Regions from separate parts of the Homo sapiens genome. Here all the other regions are linked to region 3. The links are chromatin contacts, found by Hi-C or POLR2A ChIA-PET in ENCODE. All regions are on one chromosome and are shown on one strand. The core of a region is the stretch at or near the end of the contact, and the rest is flanking DNA. Distances in the headings are between cores, read along the strand shown.

Region 1 (3,394 bases), core at 616-3,115, 1.7 Mb before region 3:
CAAGAATGCTTTTGGCCAGTAACTGGTGGTTAGGTCATATTGTGGTTTGCAAACCCATAAAGAGGAAAAGGCCTCTCATGTGGTTGGGAGAGGTGGGAATGGATCATGCACTAAGGTCAGGTCTGGTGAAGTTAGGGAATAAGGCCAGTGTTTACGAAGAGTGATTCCTTCATGAACCCATAAAAGATGCTCTTGAACCCTAATAGTAGGATGATGTCTGTATTTAGAGTTGCAGACAACATGTTCTGGGAATACAGAGGAAGGCACCACTGCCTCTACCCTGAGAGTATATCACAGAGAAAGATTAATATTTGGACTAGATGGCTGAGAGATGAGTAGGAGTTTGATAGAAGAGAACAGGGGAAGTGTCTGGATGTACAATGGCAGAAGTGGCAGGAAAGGCTGAGGAGAACTGGCCTCTGGGGGTGGGTTATAGATATGGGCCTGGGCACCACATTCTGGAGCTTGCAATGGGTTATGTAAAAGCTTAGATGGGACGGTCTTTTCCTCTCCTCCTGTGGGTTCGTAGTGGGCCCACCTCACTCACTGCTGCAAACAAGCTGCCCCCATTTGAGAGAGAGCTGGAGTGGGGTCTCTAAGCCTCCAGCAACCACTTAGGAGCCATCCTTGATGCCCTGGCAGCTAACTCTTCACATGGAGACCCCGTAGTCCATCCTATCTTGGGAAGACAATGCACACAGGGGGAAGGTAACATCCCCCTCCAGATTCCAGAGGCTCCAAGGAGCCTCTCTCTCTCTTCAAGAAAAGAAATAGTCACTGAGCCACGGGTGGAGGTGAACATGGTTTGGGACCAACAGGCGGCTGGATGGTTTCACCTCCACGGTCATACAATGGTACTGGGAGATGAATGGGGGTAGGGCGATCTAGAATCATTTCAACCTCAACTTACAATGGGGTGGTGCTTGGTAGTTGACTCATTGTGGCCCCATTTAATATTTGCAGTCACCAGTTGGGGTAGGTGTGACTGTTGCTCCCATTTCACAGATTAGGACAGGATAGTTTGCTAGAGGTCACAGGACTAGTTGGGGAAAGGAAAGGGTGTCAGGTAGGATTTTAACCTTAGAGCCTCACGCTTTCTTAGGCTCTTTCAGGGAGACCTTGGGCAAATTCCTTTCTCTCTTGGTGGGGGGGTCTCCATTTCTTATTTGTAAATTAAGGAGTTCTTCCAGTTTGTGATTCTCTGTACTTTAACTTGGATAGGTTTTTTAAAATGGGGATTATGGGAACCCCACTATATTTAAGTAGAGTAGGTCTGGGGTGAGGCCCAGTAATCTGCAGCTTTGAACAAACCCCGGCATCAACAAAACTGGTTGAGATACTCAGGAAAGTTTATGGTGCATGAAAATCTTATTGCGAGCATCCAAAACACATAACACTGAGCTCCATCTGCAGAGATCCTGTTTTGATACCCTTGGTTGGACTGTGGCTGGGTAATTTGCATTTGTCAGAAGTGAGGCCAGTCAGCTGGTCAACCAGTCCTCCTGTCACTCTGTGACCCTCCCCCGGTGTCCGCGGTGCTTCTTTACTTGCATCTTGTGGGAATGACATCTGCGCAGGCAGCCCCTTTTAGCACCGCCCCTGGCACAGGAGCTGAGCTCTTAAAAACCAAGCCCAGCCCTGAGTTTGCAGATACTCAGGGAAGGGGAAGGTGCCTTTCCGCATTTGGTGTAGTCCCGCATTCTGCCATATGATGGCGCCAGAGAACGCGCCTACCGGGATAGGGAGGGGCAAGGAGGCGAGGAAGGAAAAAAAAGAGACAAGTGAAGATTGACATCCATTAAGGCCAATGGTAGCTCAATCTTCTGTTCTCTGACTCCCAAGCTTCCCATTCTCTTAGGAGGCTGCATTTGTGGCGCTAAAAAAAGGGATGGGCGTGGGAGATTCCAGGACTTGTGCTCGCTGAAGATACAACTGTTAGTCCAAGGTAACTCCCGCTCGTAGTGGCTCAACCCTCTTTGTCAATTCACCTTCCTCTAAGTTAACTATGGCTGCTCCACCTGTCTTTAGGGAAACCTACTCCCCATCGCGCTGGGTGTTTTGGAGTTTTTAAAAGCGTCGCGGGGTAAAGTCAGTGTTGTGCTTTTCCTTTTCTCAGCAGGTAAGTATTCCTGGAGCTGACAGCGGGGAGTTGCCGGGCGGGAGTAGGGGTGAAGAGAGAATAGGGAGAGAGATAACAGGTGTGAAGCGTCCCTCAATGCCAGGCATCCTGCTTTGGCACCTTCCAGAAATTTGTCTCAATCATCTTTCTATTGAATTCATTTTCTGTTTCACAGATTAGGAAACCTCAACTAAGTGGCCCAAGGAGAGTCCTTGGATAATTTTAACTTGTGTCAGAAACCAAAGCCCAAGGTCTTTTATTTTGCAGAGGCTGCTTTGGCAGGATTTCAATGCATGCAGGTCCTGCGAATCACTGCTCCTCACTCAATGATCCATCCCGCTGTCCACACATTCATTCACCCATTCATTTCTTAGGGGCTTATCTGCAAGGCGTGGGGCTGGATGATACTAAAAATACAAAAGGGACTCTGATGTAAAGTAGAAGAGACTTTTTAAAAAGATTTACACAGAATTCCGGTGCTCAGCATGGTTTCGATTTTTTTCCCCAACATACTATTGATACCTATTATGTTCCACATAATATGATGGATTCTGAAGATACAGAGATGGGTGAGACCTATCCTTGCCTTTCAGAAGCTCGTTGTCATAGGCAAGAGTAATCTCTGAGGTTTAATTTTAGATATCTATTTTTTAACAAATTGAGCATCAACTCTATATATTCTACTGTAATTAATGTACTAAATAATTAAATATTACACACACTTAATTTCTTATTTTTTAGATGAAGATGAATCTAAGTGGTGGTTCAAGTATGTCCTTTGTCCATCCTAGTGGACCATTTTGGGTGCTTCAGACTGCAACTCTACCCTCCTGTTATGTGCTTGGCTCTATTCCTTCTTTCTGCAGCTCTCTGTCAAATGACAGGCTTTGAGGGAAACCAGTCCTGACCCCTTCCTGTTTTCTCTCCTTTTTACCTGCTCCTATCTGAGGCCTCTTTTCCTATTTATTTGTTGTTCTTTCTCCCTCCATCATCTTCTGTCGTCAAATCATGTGTTGTTTTCATATACTACATCTGAGTTTATAGGGAATATGTTCACAGTTGTTTTAATTTTTGGTTTAGCTTCTGCCTCCCTGCTCCAGAATGTAAGCTTCAAGAAGGGCGGCGAGGAGTTCTTGACACCTGTCACTGCCTGAGAAACGGTTGGGGATGGAGGGAGACAGTTTTGCCCAGTGCATCCTGAAATCCCCTGAGGTGGGGGTGGGAGTGGAGGGAAGATCAGGGAATGTCCATTCATTTTATGAAGTTGAAGTTGGG
Region 2 (3,202 bases), core at 366-2,865, 1.8 Mb before region 3:
TATCTAATAAAAAAATCAGCAGGCACTTAAAAAGTGGATAAATATGACCCATAATGACTAGAAATATCAGTGAATAGAGACAGGTCCAGAAGTGAGAGAGAAGATAGAACTAGCAGTCAGAAACATTAAAAGTCATTACCTTGAATTTCTGGCCAAAATGGAGTAACAGGGACTGGATTTCCCCCTAGTATGAAAACAAAACAAAACAAAAAAGAGCAAAACATATGAAACAATGGTTTGCAAGGAACTGGACATTATGCAATTAAGGACAGTGACAATTGAAATGTATCCTATAATCCACTTTAGCAGACTACCTTGAGGAATTCCAGGCCAGTGTGGCAAGGAAGGGCAGCAAGACAAAACCAGTAGGAATTCCAGATTTAAGGAGACAAAGCTGAGAGACTAAGGTGACAAGAGGTCACAGGCCAAAGACATGGTGGGAGACCTGCACAGAGAGGGAACTCTGGATATATGAAGAGGGTTCCCCTAAAGCATTCAGCTGTGTACTGATCAGAGCAGCAGCTGAGAAAACTTTCCAAGGCCAGGAAAGAACCACCCTAAAACTGTCATAGTCTAACTTTCCACCAACCCTCTCCCTGTAACCCTTTTAGGGATCCCCATTTCCTCATTTCTAGATTAAGGACTTTGGCTCAGATGAAACTTTTATTGTTCGTGTGAATTGGTTCCTCTAAGCTTTTTAAAAAGGATTCCAGATCCCACCCTCACAGACTCTGATTCAGTATGTCGGGGTGTGGCTATGGAATCTGCATTTTTACCTGCCTCACTCCACAACCCCCGCCTCAAAGGCGCACCAAGTTCTTTGAACAGCTGCCTCTGTCACCGCAGGATGACCTCAATGCTTTCCTAAAGCCCCAGAACCTATGAAGGTAACCTGTGCTTGAAGCTGTGCTTGCTTACAGAAACAGAGACTGGATGTCAGTAACCACCGTGCTACAAGATGGGAAACGAACTTAGAAGCGCTACCCTAACCTGAATCCTTGCTGATTACCATACCTCAATCTGTGCCTCGGGGAGAAACGCAGCTTGCTAGGCACATGTAGTGTTGGGTGGCAACAGAAAATAGGAGACTGCCACACTCAGCTGTTTCTGGAAAGCCCCGTCTCTTTCCAGAAATCCTTGCTTTCCAACTACCTGCCCTAAAAGACCTTAAGAAGCACCCTCACACTACACTCCAGGCACTTTGAGCAGGAGCTCTCCTACTCCATTCCTTGATCAGTGAATAGTTTCTGCTCTGCTTAACCGAACCTGGTCTCCTTCTATGGGCGCGAACGGCACCGGGCAGGGAAAGGACCCACCAGGGTCAAACGACCCTCTCGAGATTCAGGAACACCCAGATGATCTCTAAGTATCTCTTCAGGAGTACAACTCTTGGCCTTTGAAGCTGAGACAGGGGGAAGGGAATTACAACGGGCGGCTGCCCAGCTCCCCATCCAAAACCCCCTTGACTTTGGGCTGAGGTCCTTCTGCCTACTGCCCTTGTCAGCCATCCCCCTAAGAACTCCAGGTCCGACCCGGGAAAAGAAAAACCACTCACAGAACCGGAGAGTCTGTCCACACGGTGCAAGTGCCCGTCAGTGCCCGCCGCTCTGGATTTGCAGGTGCTGGAAAGACTGCTCTTTTATATCTCTCAGCTGAACTTTTCCCGCCTAGAAGGGCTCGCCCGTGCGCGGCAGGAGCCTGGGAACTGACACTCTCGCTGGCCAATGGACGAAGAGTCTCTGGAGGCTGTTTTTCTCTCATTGGATGTAAATGACTCATCTCTCATCCACTGTGGAAGCCAATTATCATCACTCCAGACAGTGATTGAAGGGAAGGACCGGATGAGCGCGCAGCGCGCGCAGGTGGGTCTGAAGGCCGGGCCGAGGGTACTGCGCGCCAACCCGCCCACCCTCCCTATTTGTCTGGATGACCCTTCCCGGTCTCAGTGATCCCCTCCCCGGCACCACTCAGTCCACGGCCAGTTCCCGTGTCCCAGGATAAACTAAGCAATCACCGCCCTGCTCTTTCCCGCTCATGGGCGTCCCCTGTCTCCCAGTGGAGGCTAGGGAGGAGCTGCGCGGTAGCTGGGCGGAGTGGGAGGTGCCTGGAGGTTTCGCGCTTTCTCCGACTTTTGATTGCCAGCGCGCTGGCGGGAGCCGCGCGCTGGCGGCAGCTGCAGGGCGAATAGCCCGCCAAGTTGCTTAGGTGTGTGGCAGTTGCTGCCTTTCTGCAGCGGCGGGGTGGGCGACGGTGGCGGGATGAGCATCCAGGCGGGATCCTTTGGCGGCAGCAGCAGAGAGAGCTCCACCCGGATAATGCAGAGGCCCAGGCTCCAGCGGACTTCAAGTCCCAGAGCAGGCTGCACCCGCGTCTGCGTGAAATCTAAAGGGACTTGGCCTGATCACAAATGAGCTAACTTCGCGGCGGGGCTGGCGAACACAGACAATGCCAGCCTGGAGGAGGCAGTGGCCAGCACTGCTTAGGCCTCGTTCCCAGGACGCGCATTACTGAGTGCTGTACTTTACCCTTTGGATGAAGGCTCCAGAGTACGACCTCCCCAAACTGATATCAAAGAAGTGCTTTGCATGGGGCTTGAGAAAACATCTTACTGTTTAAGAAAAGAACGTCTTACTGTCTGAGAAGCTGAATAGAATGAGATGCCATCAGTATTGGGTGTTATTTTTCAGAAGTTGCTCAAAGAAGGAGAGAAGATGGTTAAGTGGGGATGGAGACAATTATTTTGTAACTCATAGAAGGACAGATGTTTATGTAACAGTTGATAGTTTTGGTGGAATAATCATGAGCATGTTTCTGAAATTAATATAAAATATACAGAGACCCCTAAAATCACTGCTTAAATTACACGGGTCTTGAGGTGTTCGGAAAGAGCAAACTTTGGAAGTATAATTGTAAAAATAATGTCATACAGACAAAGAGAAGAGAAAACTTAACGACAGCTTTCTTAAATCGCTGTTATTCTTGAATCATCTGAAAGCAGTACACGTGCCTGGCACCAATATACATCAGAGAGTAAATCATTGCACAAGGAGACTTGATCTTCTTTTTTTGTAGAATCTGGAGGAAACAAATCTATGAAAAGCAAGAGATGGTAGAGAATGGTGTTGTCGAAATTGCCTGACATCATTGGAGATAGAGAATTTGCCCTGGTAAAAGGTGCTCCTCAGGGAGGAGCATCTGCACA
Region 3 (3,439 bases), core at 869-3,368:
CTTCTGGTGTACTCATGATACTCTCCCTTGGTGCCCTCCAGGCTGACGCAGCTATTTACGTTCAGAGTGAAATGGGCTGTGTGGCTGGGATTGGGAAAGGCCTTGTTAAAGCTGGGAGAGGTTTGGTCATGGTGACAGGGGACCTGAAGGCCCAGCTCCTCTTCCCTCTTGCCAATACAGGGACAAGTCAAAGAAGAAGAAGAAAGTAAAGGTAAAGATGGAAAAGAAATCCACGCCCTCTAGGGGCTCATCATCCAAGTCGTCCTCAAGGCAGCTAAGCGAGAGCTTCAAGAGCAAAGAGTTTGTGTCTAGTGATGAGAGCTCTTCGGGAGAGAACAAGAGCAAAAAGAAGAGGAGGAGGAGCGAGGTGCGGCAGGAATGTGGGGCCTGTGGGCTGGGCAGGGTGAGGGGCATGTGTGTCTGTGTGGGGTTGGTCTGTAAGAGTAATGAGTTGGAGTGGATGGTGGAATTCTGAGGTTCTGAAGGGGGGTGCTGTAGTTGGGGGCGGTAGGGAATTGCGGGCCCTTCACTGAAGAGTGGGTGGGGCACCCAGGACTCCAGCTTTTCCCTTAAGACACCTTTGGTTTTCAGGACTCTGAAGAAGAAGAACTAGCCAGTACTCCCCCCAGCTCAGAGGACTCAGCGTCAGGATCCGATGAGTAGAAACGGAGGAAGGTTCTCTTTGCGCTTGCCTTCTCACACCCCCCGACTCCCCACCCATATTTTGGTACCAGTTTCTCCTCATGAAATGCAGTCCCTGGATTCTGTGCCATCTGAACATGCTCTCCTGTTGGTGTGTATGTCACTAGGGCAGTGGGGAGACGTCTTAACTCTGCTGCTTCCCAAGGATGGCTGTTTATAATTTGGGGAGAGATAGGGTGGGAGGCAGGGCAATGCAGGATCCAAATCCTCATCTTACTTTCCCGACCTTAAGGATGTAGCTGCTGCTTGTCCTGTTCAAGTTGCTGGAGCAGGGGTCATGTGAGGCCAGGCCTGTAGCTCCTACCTGGGGCCTATTTCTACTTTCATTTTGTATTTCTGGTCTGTGAAAATGATTTAATAAAGGGAACTGACTTTGGAAACCATGTCCTCATGCTTTCTTTGTAGCCTTGGTGTGTTGCTCCCACTTTTATTGGTGGTGTTTACTGCTCTGGTCAGACTGGGCAGGGCCTTCCTGGCCAGCCGGGAAGCAAGTCTCGAGGTACATCCTGTTCTGTTCCCGGCTGGACGAGCATTGGTTTTCACCCGCCTCTGCCCGGATGGGCCACCTGAGAGTCTAGAAATGAGAGCTGATCTGATTAGGAAGTTTCTCCCAGTTACACTCCATTAGCCAACCAAGCTAGGGGGAGGCAGCTCTTGGCTGCATCCTTACCTATGAGTCAAGGGTCTTCCAAGGCTTTCGATAATGAAATCAGGATTGACTGTCCTTCCCGCAGCCGGGGGAGTGGAAACCTGAGCCTGGAGAGTCGGGGAGGATGAGCGTGTGCGTAGAGTGGTGGTGGTTGCAGCCTGGTGGTGGTGCAACAAAGTACGGAGTTATATGTGAAGCTTTTGTTCTTACGGGAAGAAGGGGGTATACAAACTTCAGTGTAGGGAGGAACCCATGTCTGAGAAGGGGCCTAAAAGGAGATAAAGGTCACTAATGAGGAATGCAGAGCTGCCAGACTTCTTCACGGTGGCTCTAAATCTGAATTGACACAGGAGGGTGGCCACGTTGCGCGCGTTCTCAGCACTCAGGTGGTTGTATCAGGAAGCCGCTTCAGTCAGCCGGCGGCTACCTTCTTGCCGGCGTAGCTCGATGATACTGTGCTCTGTGCAGGCGGCGGAGCCCGGGAGGGGCCGCCAAGGCAGTTTCTCTAGGCAGTCGTCTCGGTGGCCATTTTACCCGAGCGCTCCCGGCTGAATTGCGTCAGTTTCGCCCCGGTCTGAGACTGGGGCGGGCCCCTCATCTGCAAGCCTCATGAATAATTGAGTGCTGGGCCGCGCCTGTTTGCCGACGGTGGGACGAATTCTGCACGGGCTTCCCACTCCCGGGTTCCAACCGGCTCATGCATATTCATGAAGCGCCCTGGGGGCGTGGACCTGGGCGGAGTTGGGGCGGGGCCCCGCCGGGGCTCGCAGTGGCTTCGTCCCGCGGTGACGGCGGCGGCGGCGGCGGTAGCAGCGGCGGCGGCGGCGGGGACTGGCATCGGGGCCCCGAGCCGAGCGGAGCCGGACCCCGGGCGAGCGCGTGAGTGCGCGGGGGCGGTCGGGCGAAGGAGGGGGCGGGGTCCGGGATGGGGCGGGGGAGGGGCATGGAAGGAGTGGGTGCTTTCCAGCCGACACCTCGGGTTGAGGTGGTGGTGGTCGGGGGGTCACCAGGAAAGTTTGCAGGGGCCGAGGGCGCTGGGGACGCTGGAGGCCCGGGGGAAGGTGGCGCGTGTGCGCGGAGGCGGAGGGCGCATGGCTTGGAGCTCGTGCTGGCAGAGCCAGAAGAAAGGGGGGAGGGGGCGAGGGCTTGGGGCGGGGCCGGGGGCGGGCAGAGCCGCTGGAGGGACCCCTGCCTCCCCTTCCTCCGGGCCGCGCTAGCCCCCTCCCCCGGCTCCTTCGGCACGCCCCCAGCCACCCCAGTCCGCCCCCACCTGATCGACGTCTGCAGCCCACCGTCTGTTCGCCGGCTGCTTCACAGCCCGCTCACAGGTCCTCCGCTTCTGCCGCCACCGCAGCCCCCTCCTCCTCCTCCTCTTCGGCTGCCGCCGTCCCTTCTGTGTCCAGAGCTCCCCACTGGGCCCCTCCAGACAGCCCATTGCCCGGGGCTGTTCCATCTTCCCGTTGGCCCTCCCTCTTTCCAGCAGTTTACGTGCTGTCCCTGCCGACCTCTCTAGCCTCGGATCCGGCTGGAGATCCTGGGGTCCATAGGGGCGACCCCGCCTGCGCCGAGTCCCCTCCGGGGCTGGAGCTGCCCAGCCCTTCTGGAGGCCTTATCTGCCAGGGGTCAGCTCGTTTCTACCCTGCTACCCTCTACCCCCTGGTCTCTTGAGGGTGGGGAGTGCTCAGAACCGCTGCGAATCGCAGCTTCTGGCCACAGCCTTGGTGGCCTTGGTCACCTGGGGCCCCTGGCTGGGGTCTCTGAGTTGCTGTGGCCACCTCCGCACCTGGGGACTCTGAGCCCGCCTTCATTGCTGCAGCCCCTCATACCGCAGAGGGGCCCATCAGAACCCCAGGTGAAAGGATTTTTTTGGTTCTGAGCCAATTAATTTCCATCTCCAACCACCCACACTATGTTCCTAGTAATAATGTTCAAGGACAAGGAAACAATCTTGTGTTTTAATTTTATTTTTTCTATCATGTGCCCCTCCCCCCACCACACTTGGCCTGGCTCTGCACAGTTATTCACCCACCCACAGTGGGCAGTCTTCCGTGGTGGTTAACTGACCAATGGGTTGACAGTACTGGGTTT

The links. Hi-C counts contacts between places; a loop is a spot of excess contacts on that map. ChIA-PET counts read pairs that join two places held with the same protein, here RNA polymerase II (POLR2A). Pooled maps may share reads with other maps.
Region 1: a pooled map shows a loop between it and region 3 (2.4-fold over the local background). The contact joins the promoter of GLYATL1-AS1 here to the promoter of TNKS1BP1 in region 3. A Hi-C loop is called at or near these places in 4 of 50 pooled maps.
Region 2: a map with no recorded cell type shows a loop between it and region 3 (4-fold over the local background). The contact joins the promoter of FAM111B here to the promoter of TNKS1BP1 in region 3. A Hi-C loop is called at or near these places in 1 of 37 single-sample maps with no recorded cell type and 5 of 50 pooled maps. POLR2A ChIA-PET finds 5 or more read pairs at or near these places in 3 of 52 experiments (PC-9, WTC11 and activated CD4-positive, alpha-beta memory T cell).

The regions. Positions count from the first base shown.
Region 1 is chr11:59,056,923-59,060,316 of GRCh38, reverse strand. GLYATL1-AS1 (GLYATL1 antisense RNA 1) reads left to right here and starts at 1,865. Exons shown (of 6, transcript NR_033853.2): 1 at 1,865-1,945. RefSeq lists enhancers at 1,531-1,790, 1,961-2,030.
Region 2 is chr11:59,105,650-59,108,851 of GRCh38, reverse strand. FAM111B (FAM111 trypsin like peptidase B) reads right to left here and starts at 1,615. Exons shown (of 4, transcript NM_198947.4): 1 at 1,556-1,615; 2 at 140-184. It overlaps LOC105369315 (a long non-coding RNA gene), which reads left to right and starts at 2,127. Exons shown (of 3, transcript XR_007062680.1): 1 at 2,127-3,202. RefSeq lists enhancers at 447-496, 1,637-1,726.
Region 3 is chr11:57,323,631-57,327,069 of GRCh38, reverse strand. It overlaps TNKS1BP1 (tankyrase 1 binding protein 1), which reads left to right and starts at 2,118. Exons shown (of 12, transcript NM_033396.3): 1 at 2,118-2,230. It overlaps SSRP1 (structure specific recognition protein 1), which reads left to right. Exons shown (of 17, transcript NM_003146.3): 16 at 181-367; 17 at 592-1,082. The coding sequence ends at 663. RefSeq lists enhancers at 952-1,825, 1,855-1,904 and a silencer at 2,035-2,314.